Regions from separate parts of the Homo sapiens genome. Here region 1 is linked to region 2. A link is an interaction called in ENCODE POLR2A ChIA-PET data of the cell type or tissue named here. Cell type or tissue: endothelial cell of umbilical vein. All regions are shown on one strand. Links, peaks and the distances in the headings refer to the core of each region. The heading gives the core; the rest is flanking DNA.

Region 1 (5,303 bases), core at 304-5,303, 100 kb before region 2:
TTCTTGCAGAGCCTCAGTTTCCTCCTCTGTCAATGGTAACAATACTCACTTCGGAGGGCTGCTGTGATGACTTGGGCCACTGTGTTTAGAAGGTCACACAGCAGGTGCACAATAAATGGTAGCAGTTATATCATGTGGCCACCCTTTCTGAGAGCCATTCTGGGTCCTTGGTCTGGTTTCCCCATTTACTTGTCCTGACAGAGGTCCAAAGGACACTCCCAAATCCAACATTTTGGAGGTATGTTTTATACCCAGCCCTGTTGTGCTGCCCCCCAGATCCCAGGGCCCATTGGTGCATATGGCTGGTCCCAGCCCATGAAAAGGCCCCAGACAGGTGGGGAAGACAGATGATATGACACAACATAGGCCTCCACAACACCTTGGTTCCATGAAACATTGCAGGGAGCACAGAGGCTGTGGAAACCCAGAGGAGGCCCCTGACCCAGGCTGAGGGTAGTTGGGGAGGGCTTCCTGGAGGAGGGAGCCATTTACCTGGCTTTTGCAGAAGAGGGCATTGGCTGGCAGCTTGAGAAGGAGGGTGATGGCTGCTTTAAATGTTCAGAGGGTTGTGGGGTGCCTGAAGAGGGGGAGATCCCTTCCACCTAGGGCACTGGGGAAGGTTTTGTGGAGAGGGCTGTGAGGGTTGTGTGGGATTCCAGCAGGGAAAACAGCACTCTTGGCGAGGGAGAACAGCAGATGCCCAGAGGGCAGGCAGGCTGAGCAGCTGGGAGTTGCAGGAAATGCTGTTGGAAGAATCGCCTGGGGGACAGGCCTTGTGTTCCAGGCTAGGGACTGGGGATTGGTTTTGTGGGCTAGGAGGTTGCTGAGAGCTATGAAGCAGGGAAGCCCTGGGCCTGGAGAGCGCACATTCCAGGGGCTCCTTCCAGGGAGGCTGGGGGTTTTCAACAGAGGGGCTGGCAGGGGCCCCACCCGGGAAGGCTCCACCTCCCCCCGTTCCCAGCCCCTTATCAGCTCTGTGACCACAGGAAGGCCCTTCCCATCTCTGAATTTCCTCATCTGCAAAACACACCAGAAGACTTATCTTGAGGTTCCTTGCAGCTGGTGACGCTGTGGCTCTGGCTGTCCGCACTGCAAGCTTTCAGGCAGGGCCTCGAGGATGGCCACAGAAGGCCCCCTTCTTCCCACTCAGGATGGGTCCAGCCCCTGAGGGGTCATCCATGCCATCCCACCCCCAAGGATGTGGCTTCACTTCTCCAAATCCTGTGCAAGGCCCCGCTCTGCCCCAGCCCCTCCAGGTGGTGTCTCAGTCCTCAGCCGGCTCGGGGAGGGAAGAGCACTGGTACTAAGTCCGAGTCTCTCTGGTGCATGCAGAGATTTGGATTATAACATCCTCTTACACCCCAGCCACAGCAAGATCCAGGTGATGAACCACTGCTTCTGTTTCGGGGCCACCTGCCCTGGCCAGGCACTGGGGATACCCCACTTACTCATCTCTTGGTTACTGGTGCTGCCTCCATGAGGGAGGTGACACGGAAGCTCAGAGGGACAGTGATGTGCCTGCGGTGATCCTGTTCCCCTTGGCACCCTGTCTTCACTTGGCAACAGCCAGGACCGCCGACCTCCCTCCTGCCTCCCTGGCTGTTCCTTCTGTCTCCTGTGTCTTCTCTGAGCTTCATCTCCCCAGCCTCCAAGGCAGGAGTGCCCCAGGCCTTGGTCCTCTTTACTCTTCTATCCCACACACTCCCTTAGCGATGACACCCAAATGTGGATCTCCAGCCCTGGCCGCTCCCCAGCACTCCAGACCCGGATATCTGCCCGGCCACTCAGTATTTCCACTAGGAGCGTAAACTGTATCACAATCCCCACGGGCCCAAATCTGAACCCCAGGCCTCTCCCCACCCCCATGTCGGCATTCGGCCCCTTCAGCCTTCCCAGTGCTCCAGCCAAAACCCCGGCAGTCATTCTTGGGCCTCCTTCCCCTTACACCCCACATGCAAAAAGAGAACAAATCCTGTTGGCTCCCCCTTCAAAACAGAACCAGAATCCAACCACTTCTCAACACGTCCAATGCTGCCAGCCTCCAGGCACGAGGCCTTTCCCAACCTTCAGCCTTCCTCCCCACCACTCCCATTTTACAAATGGGGAAACTGCAGCTGGCAGAGAGCCCTCCCCAGGGTCACGCAGAAAACCCACCAGGGCTAGCTAGAGCCTGGATCTGCACCACCTCCCCGAAGTCTGCATCCCAGCTGCCCAGGGAGTGTTTTCCCTTGAAGCCAGCTTAGCAGGCAGGCCTGACAACACGGCCAGGCTTTGAGCTGCGCCTGCGTGTGTGTCCCTGAGGAAAAAAGATGCTGCCAGCTGGGTTTATGTTTCAAGACGTCTGTCCTCGCCCTTGACCAAGAGCTCTTACAGGGAGATCAGGGCCAGGGCCTGGTGTGGGGGGAGCGCGGGGGGAGAAGGGACATCAATCGGAAGCCGCCTTGCCTGGAAACTGGAGAGCTCCCTCTGCCAGCCCCAGGGTCTGCCGAGTTCACTTGACGAGGCCGGGAACTGCAGGGGCGGGCTGGGGCTCACTCAGCATTTATTTCATACAGCTGCTTAAAAAGCTAGTTTTAAAATAGAGATCATTATATATATACATATATATTTATATATATAAAATATATAAAGAGGAATTGAGAAGTGCCACCCCAAAGAAAAAGCTATGTTTTATAAATATTTCTGTAGCTTCCACATCCCAAAGGAAGAAAAAGCAAAAAACAAAAGAAAACATTTACAACCCAAGCTAGTGATTCCATGTGGTGGGCCCAGCAGGCTCAGACCCCAGGGTGGGCCAGGGGGTCCCGCAGAACATTCTGAAGAAGGCGGGCAGACCCCTTCCCGGAGGCTGGTCTCTGTGGCCCTGAAAGGTCAAGTCTGTATCAGTCTCACCGATCCCAAGCCCCGCTCCTTACACCAGCCTGTGGGCACTCCAGAGCCTCAGGCTGCCAAGTTATTTTTAATCTTGTCGGTTTCCTTTGATGTCCTGCCCTCCTTCCAGGGTGGCCAGACCTTCTGTTCCTGGTGGCTTCCAAGTGAAGGCAAAGCACAAGCCGCCTCCCATGCCTGGCATCTGGAATTCACAAGCAGAGCTCCATGGAGTGTCTCCAGGCCCCTGGCCCCAGTTGCTGAGGGTCCTTGAGCAGAGTCCTCGCTCCTGCGTGGGGCGGAGGGCAGGGCCTCACTTGCAGACATAGCGCTCCACGGTACGCTCACACCTGCGGCAGGTGACGTAGCAGCACCAGTGGTACTTACAGTGGCACCGCTCGACCACGCGGTCTGTGTAGGGGTTGTAGCCACGCCCGCAGCACATAAGGTCGCAGCTGTCGCTTCCGTTGGATGTCTTGTTGCACTGCCTATTGTGGGGGCAGGAAGGAGGTCAGTGCATGCCTTGGTCACCACCCCACCAACACCCCATGACTCCCAGCCAGGCAGCCGGCAGCGTCTCCCATGGCCACCGACTCAGCCCTTCTTAGAAGCTGTCTTGATCTTTGGGGAATTTTAAATAATCCTCTTACCTAAAGGTACTTCTAACTTTTCCCTATATTTCTAATAAGGGGTTACCAAAATGATGGGGCTGTTTTCTTTTATTTTTTTGAGATGGGGTCTCACTCTGTTGCCCAGGCTGGAGTGCAGTGGTTGTGATCATGGCTCCCTGCAGCCTTGACCCCCGCCTTCCCCACCACCCAGGCCCCCGGCTCAAGTGCTCCTCCCACCCTGGCCTCCTGAGTAGCTGGGACTACAGGCACACACCACCATGTCCGGCTAATTTTTTATTTTTGTAGCGATGGAATCCCACTATATTGCTCAGGCTGGTCTTGAACTCCTAGGCTCAAGCAATCCTCCCACCTCAGCCTTCCAAAGTGCTAGGATTACAGGCATGAGCTGCTGTGCCCAGCCTTGTTTTGTTGTCTTGGAGATAGCTTTTTTCTATTTCTTCTACTTCTAAATACTGGAAGGACCCTCCAACCAATCTAATAAGCCTATCTTTATGTGTAACCTTTTACAGAGTCTCGCTCTGTTGCCCAGGCTGGAGTGCAGTGGTGCAATCTCAGCTCACTGCAACCTCTGCCTCCTGGGTTCAAGCGATTCTCTTGCCTCAGCCTCCCGAGTAGCTGGGATTACAGGCGTGTGCCACCACACACAGCCATATTTAATCTTTAATTAAATATTATGAGAGATGTCAAGATCATTTGATTTTTAGAATCCTAGGATAAATGCTGAAATACTCGAACCCCCACTGGGCATCAGACACGCTGCTCGTGGAGGAATAGGGGTCTGTTGGCCATGTGCCTCCTGTGGGTCAGGCTCTCCCTCCAGTGTCTTATCTTAGTGGAGGCCTGTAGGGCCCTTGGGTCAGTGGAATGATTACGTCCATTATGCAGATGAAAACAGGCTCAGCAAAGGGCAGAGGCTTAAACTTGGGGACTAAAACTAAGGCCCTGACTTGCTCTCCCTACCCTAAAGGGTGGGGCATGGGAGCCAGCAGGGGCTGCATTTCTTCCCAAATGTGGGATGCGAAGACATTGAAGGTCCCTATAAAATGCAAACATCCTTCCACTGCTCTCAGTTCTTCTGTCTAGTGACAAATCATCTGTTCAGACTGGTGGCTCCTCTAGCTGGGCTGAGGCTAGACAGGGAGTGTTTTCATGAGATGTAGTTGGGGACAGAGCAGCAGGGGGCTGGGGCACTGACAGGGACAAAGGGTCCCCACATGTGGGCCGAGGAATCCCAGAATGTCCAAGATGGGAAAGTCCTAGAGATGACCGAATGCAATCCTCATATTTACTGATGGGGAAACAGACACAGAAGGGAGAGGGGCCTTGCCCGTGGTGAGTACAAGGTCTGTGAGAGTTCAGCAGGGCCTCCTGGAAGAGGAAAGGCCATCTAGGCCATTCATGAAGGATAAGCAAGACTCCGCCGTGCAGAGGAGGGAAGGAGTGCTGGGGTAGAGGGAACAGCCTGGGCAAAGGCAGAAGACGAGGCCTGCCCTCAGAACAGTGAGAGCAGATGGAAGGGGAGGGCTGGAGGCCCGGAGGAGGCTGATCAGTGCTGGGGGAGAGGCCAGGCCTGAGCCGGAAGGGGCCATGGGCAGAAGGAGGGGAGCGCCTGGGGAGAGTCAGCCGGTGACCAGCAAGTGGGGGCTGCCAGCAGTTCCCAGAACACCTGCCCCAGAGCTGGACAGACCTGGGTTCAAGCCCCAGCTCTGCCACTTAGTGGCTGTGTGACTTAAGGCAGGTCACTGAACCTTTTTGGGCTTTGTTTAGCCACTTGGCATCCATGAGTTCCCCCTCAGCCTTCTC
Region 2 (5,361 bases), core at 134-5,133:
GGGGATCTGGTGTAGCAGCCTGAACAGACTAAGACACCACCAAGTTCAGGGCCCGGCCGAGGTGAGGCTCGAGGGGAACAGCTGTTTCTAAGGGGCCTTTCAAAAGCCCCCTCCCCAGTGTCACTTCCTGCTATTCTCTGCCCCGACACTGGTTCTCCATGTGGTGCTGCCATCTTGCCTTTCCTCATGCTGCCCCCTGCCTAGCAGGCTTCTCTCAGCTTGTCCAATCCTCACCTGCACGCACATGCCAAATGGGAAGGGCATCCATTTTCCCTAGGGATCTGCTGGGCCCCAGCTATGCTAATGTCTCCTACCTCCAATCTTCCCACCTCCTCATTCTCTCTGTGGAGCCTAGCGGGTGCCTAGCACTGTACGCCCACCACACTCTCTGGGACAGGAAACCCCTCCAGCACATCTCCTTGGCCAGGTTCCTGCCGGACAGAGACTTAATTTGCCTTATGATTCAGCTCCCCTCCTGAGCTCCTGCCCTGTGCCTGCCTGGCCTGTGAGCTGCCCTCAGGTGGTTCCCAGGCTGTTGGGGATGGCGGAAGGTGACACCCTCTGAAACACAGTGATCTGAGCATATAGGAGGCTGGGGTATCCAGGGAAGGGGACCTAACTCTGTGGGGAAATGGGCTAACCAAGGAAGGCTTCTCAGAGGAGGTGGCACTGAGCTGAATCTTGAAAGATGAGTAGGATTCATCAGATGGACAAGGGAGTGGGGGTTCCTGCCTCACAGTAGGAAAACATACACGAAGCCCCAAAGGCTGAATGAAGCCACCAGAAGGGCTGCAGAATGACACATCTAACCCTTCACTAGGAGGCAGCACAGGGTAGAAGGGCTGGAGAAGAGCACTGGATTGTAGAAGAGGCCAGATAGAGCCAGGCTTAGGCACAGGGGTGCTGCTAGAGACATGCAATTAGTTGGCATTGCAGCAGGGCTCTCCTGGCTGCTGGCAAGGATGGCTTGGAACGGGTGAGACTGGAAGCCCAGAGCCCAGGGAGGGGCAGGGGCCCTGGCCTGCACAGGAGCAAGGAGGTAATAAGGAGGCAAATTTTCAGGAGCTACTCAGGCTCTGCACCGAGCCCTTCTATACTCTCTGGCCATTTCTCCTGGGCAATCTTTATCTCTACCTCCCTGTATATCTCAGGCCTCTCTTTCCAGAGCCACAGGGGCCACCTGACATCTCACAGGCTCATCTACCTTCCAAGACCAGCTCATCACTTCTGGCACCCCTCTCTATAGTTGCCTCCCAAAGTCTCCCATCTTATACCCACGGCCCCCTGGGCATCAAGCTGGACATCTGGGAACAACCTTCAGCACCAAGTCCCCCCACCACTCATCTGGACTTGCAAAAGTCTCCTTACTGGTCTCGCTGTCATCCAGGAGCCATGGTGAATTACTTAAAAATTCTTTTCTTCAGCGAGGCGCAGTGGCTCATTCCTATAATCCCAGCACTTTGGGAGGCTGAGGTGAGCAGATCACCTGAGGTCAGGAGTACGAGACCAGCCTGGCCTACATGGTGAGACCCCGTCTCTACTAAAAATACAAAATTAACCAGGCGTGGTAGTGCATGCCTGTAATCCCAGCTACTAGGGAGGCTGAGGCTGGAGAATCACTTGAACCCAGGAGGCGGAGGTTGCAGTGAGCTGAGATTGGGCCATTGCACTCCAGCCTAGGCAACAAGAGTGAAACTGTCTCAAAAAAAAAAAAAAAAATCTTTTCTCCAGCCTTAGAGCAAGGCCAGGGCATGCTTGCCCATCACCCTGCTGCACAGCCCAGGCCCTGGCACAGAAAACTGCACACTTGGTCATGTCCGCTTCTCTTTTTCAAGGGTTTCTGACCCTACACAGAATGGCTGCCTCACCTCCCATCCTCTCTCCAGGCTCCTGCGCTCCAGCCACACTGGCCTTGAACCTGCTCCTTCTTGCCTCGGCCTCCACAAGCTTTTTCCTCTGCTTGGCATGCCCTCCCCTGGCTCCTCCTCTGACAAATTCGCTCTCTTCCACCCCTCCCTGCAGAGCCATCTCCATGGTGGCCATCTGTGAGGCTATGACCGTCTCCCACCAGGTTGTGAGTCCCATGAGGTCGAGGCGGCAGAAAGCAGCACCGCTCAGATCCCAGAGCAAGGCAAGCAGGGAGCCACGCCTGCCTCGGGCCTAAGCCCTTGCCCAGGGCTGTCTTCAGAGCTCCTCTCCACCTCCTGGGGCAGGGCGGAGGCTGCTCCTGGCGGGCCCAACACTGAGAACCATCAGGGACTAAGGCAGAACCAGAACACAGGGATTTGCTCTCCTGCCAGCCCAGGCCTGCAACCCCCTCCTGCCCCTCACCTTCTTAGAGTTCCCTGGGGCCTGAGAACCCAGCAGGGTTCCACCCACAGTGCCCCGAAGGGTCACTTCCCTGCCTGCTCCCCTGATGGCCTCCTATACCTATCAAGAGCTAACTCACACCTTACCCTCTTCTGAAGCTGTTGCTGCCCCTCAGGCAGGGCTGGTCACCAGCCTCAGGGCACCCTGTGTCATTAGCTCCCTACTAGTCAGCCTCCCACCCAACCCCCTACGCACACACCAGGTCTGGAGCCCCTTGGAGTCAGAGCCTGAGCCTGCTCCATCTCCATCTCTGTGTCTGCACTCCCAGCACGGGGACTTCAGTTGGGGTTGGTGTGGAACAGGGTGGAAGGTGGAAGGAAGGATGGATGAATAGCAGAATCGAAGGGATACTCTGATCTCCAAACAGCCCCAGCCAGTTCTCCTCCCCCTCTGGTACCTCCTGCTCCACCTCCTGGGCAGGAGAGCAGCAGACCTAGCCCTCCCATTGCCAGTCCTGATTTGTAGGGTCTCTGAGGTGGTGAAAGGAGTCTAGGCCCCTTTCCCCTTCCTGCTTGGCCCACGTGCACCTCCTGGAGTCTCAGCGCCAGAGAAACCCCCTCTGGAGGGAGGCATCTCTCAGCAATGTCAGGGAAGGGACACGGTCAGCTCGTTTGTCAGCCCTGCTGGTCAACACCTGCCCGCCTCACAGGGAGGGGCTGGCGCTGGCCTCCCCTCCGGGGCCTGTTTCCCTTGGAGCCCTTTCCCAGAGCTGTCTAGAGCTCCCCACGAGCAAGCCCTGCTCATTTCCTTCTGAAAATACAAACCACTTCCTGCCTTCGCAGAGAACTGCTCCGGTGAAATGGGCCATGGTCTCGGAGTCGTCTATGCACCACCCCCCACGACCCAGCTGGTCAGAGCTGTGCCCCCGCCTCCCCGACCACACAGTCAGCCCATCCACAGGCTCCGTCCAAGTCCTCCTGCCTATCCAGCCCTGCACAAAGGAGCGGGGCAGGAGCAGGGTGTTCTTTGATTCCACAGACCTCCAGCGACATCTCCTCTGTGCCAGGACCTCAGCTGGCCACAGGGGAACCAAGTCAGCATGCCCTAGCACTGCCTATGGCTCTGCCAGCCTGGACACTGTCATCCCACATCCGGGTTTGCATTCTGACTCGGCCACTCTCAAGGCCATTTGGCCCCAGCAAATGCCTGGACCTAGGCCCCAGGTGCAGAGAGAACAGGGCTACGGGAGGAGCAGAGGAAGTAAGGTGTTTCTCACTGCAAAGCCCTCAACAAATCTTAGATAATAAGCAGGTGGCAAGGCTACAAATGCTTGGGGCTCAGCGAGCAGTTCACTCTGGAAGGGGTGAAGAGCTTCACAAACCATGATGTGGAGAACAAGAGCCTGCAGCCCCTGGAGACCAGGACCTCGAGGTCTGCCCCCCACAACCTCTGCCCAGGATCCCAGTGTACAGAAGGGGACACTGAGGTCCAGAGCGGAGCATGACCTGTCTCAGGTCCCACACTGAATCATGGCAGTGCCTGGGGTGGAAGGGACCATCAAAGCCAGGTTCACTGCAGGTGCCCTCACAACCCTAGACAAAGGGGAAGAGGAGGCAGGAAGGGGAGGCTATGGAGAGGATGGGGGCCAGGGGAGGCACAGGGGTGAAGCCTGGGGCAGGGATGAGGGGGCAGCAGGTGAACAGATGTGCGATGCACACACACAGCTGATGACCCCTGGATGCCCCCAGGCCCTGCAGACTCCCCATGCCCATCCATCCTCAAACCCGCTCTCCCTGGGTTCTCTCAGAAATGGCACTTCCAGAAGCCCAGCCAGACGGTGGGCATCCCCTGAATGACCCGCCTTCCCCTCCCTCCCCACAGTGAACTTGTCTACACCTCATGAAAACCTCTCCACGGTGACGATGTGAAGCACCTGGAGCTCACACAATGCTGGGCGAGTATAACTGAGTACAAATACTTTGGAACACTGTGTCACACATAAAGCTGAACATCTCCTATGAACCAGCAATCTACTCTTAGGGACATATCCAGTGGTGTGCTGGTAAATGTATAACAACCAGCTCTCAAAAAAAAAAAATAAATAAATAAAAAGCTGGGCGAGGTGGCTCACGCCTGTAATCCCAGCACTTTGGGAGGCCGAGGCAGCTGGATCACCTGAGGCCAGGAGTTCGAGACCAGCCTGGCCAACATGGTGAAACCCAGTCTCTACTAAAAATACAAAAATTAGCCAGTCATGGTGGCGGGCACCTGTAGTCCCAGCTACTCAGGGGGCTGAGGCAGGAGAATCATCTTTTTTTTTTTTTTTTTGAGACAGCGTCTTGCTCTGTTGCCCAGGCTGGAGTGCAGTGGCGCGATCTCAGCTCACTGCAAGCTCCGCCACCCGGGTTTATGCCATTCTCCTGAAGAATCATTTAAACATGCAAGGCGGAGGTTGCAGTGAGCCGAGATAGGATCATTGCACTCCAGCCTGGGCCACAGAGTGAGAATTCCTTAAAAAAAAAAAAAAAAAAAAAAGGAAGAAAGAAAGGAAAAGTCCTGATTTGTAACATTTGCCAAATTCTATGGTGTCAATAATCCCACTGTGGCCTATTTGAAACTACCAATGCAATGCCCCGGAACGCAGAGTTGGGAAGAGATGCATGTAATGGACTCTTTTTTTGAGACAGGGTCTCCCTCTATCACCCAGGCTGGAGTGCAGTGGTGCAATTTCGGCTCACTACAACCTCCGCCTCCCGGGTTCAGTCGATTCTTCTGCCTCAGCCTCCGGAGTAGCTGGGATTATAAGCGCCTGCTACCACACCCAGCAAATTTTTGTATTTTTAGTAGAGACAGGGTTTCACCATGTTGGCCAGGCTGGTCTCGAACTCCTGACTTCAAAGTGATCTGCCTGCCTTGGCCTCCCAAAGTGCTGGGATTATAGGCGTGAGCCACCGTGCCCCGTCACATGTCATGGACTCTTGCAAGCTGGCTCCGGCACATCACTGAATGTATCCCGCACACTTGTGTACAAATGCACCCCCATAGACAGGT

The links. ChIA-PET counts read pairs that join two places held together with the same protein. Peaks named below come from ENCODE experiments on the same cell type or tissue, not always from the same donor. Only the 100,000 strongest peaks of a DNase experiment are listed, where the experiment ranks them.
Region 1: POLR2A ChIA-PET joins it to region 2 with 12 read pairs; 4 of 35 experiments call an interaction of 5 or more read pairs at or near these places.

What each region holds. Positions count from the first base shown.
Region 1 is chr11:76,183,884-76,189,186 of GRCh38, forward strand. It overlaps WNT11 (Wnt family member 11), which reads right to left. Exons shown (of 5, transcript NM_004626.3): 5 at 2,442-3,356. The coding sequence ends at 3,182. Among named protein-coding and RNA genes, the nearest start is that of WNT11, 20 kb to the right of the region's middle. RefSeq lists enhancers at 455-1,236, 1,237-2,017, 2,799-3,578 and a silencer at 894-1,083. In endothelial cell of umbilical vein, for the core only: no CTCF peak of the experiment used is centred there; no DNase peak of the experiment used is centred there.
Region 2 is chr11:76,285,237-76,290,597 of GRCh38, forward strand. The region is part of intron 1 of LOC105369395 (a long non-coding RNA gene); the gene reads left to right. Among named protein-coding and RNA genes, the nearest start is that of TRP-TGG2-1, 52 kb to the left of the region's middle. In endothelial cell of umbilical vein, for the core only: no CTCF peak of the experiment used is centred there; a DNase peak (open chromatin) is centred at 3,125.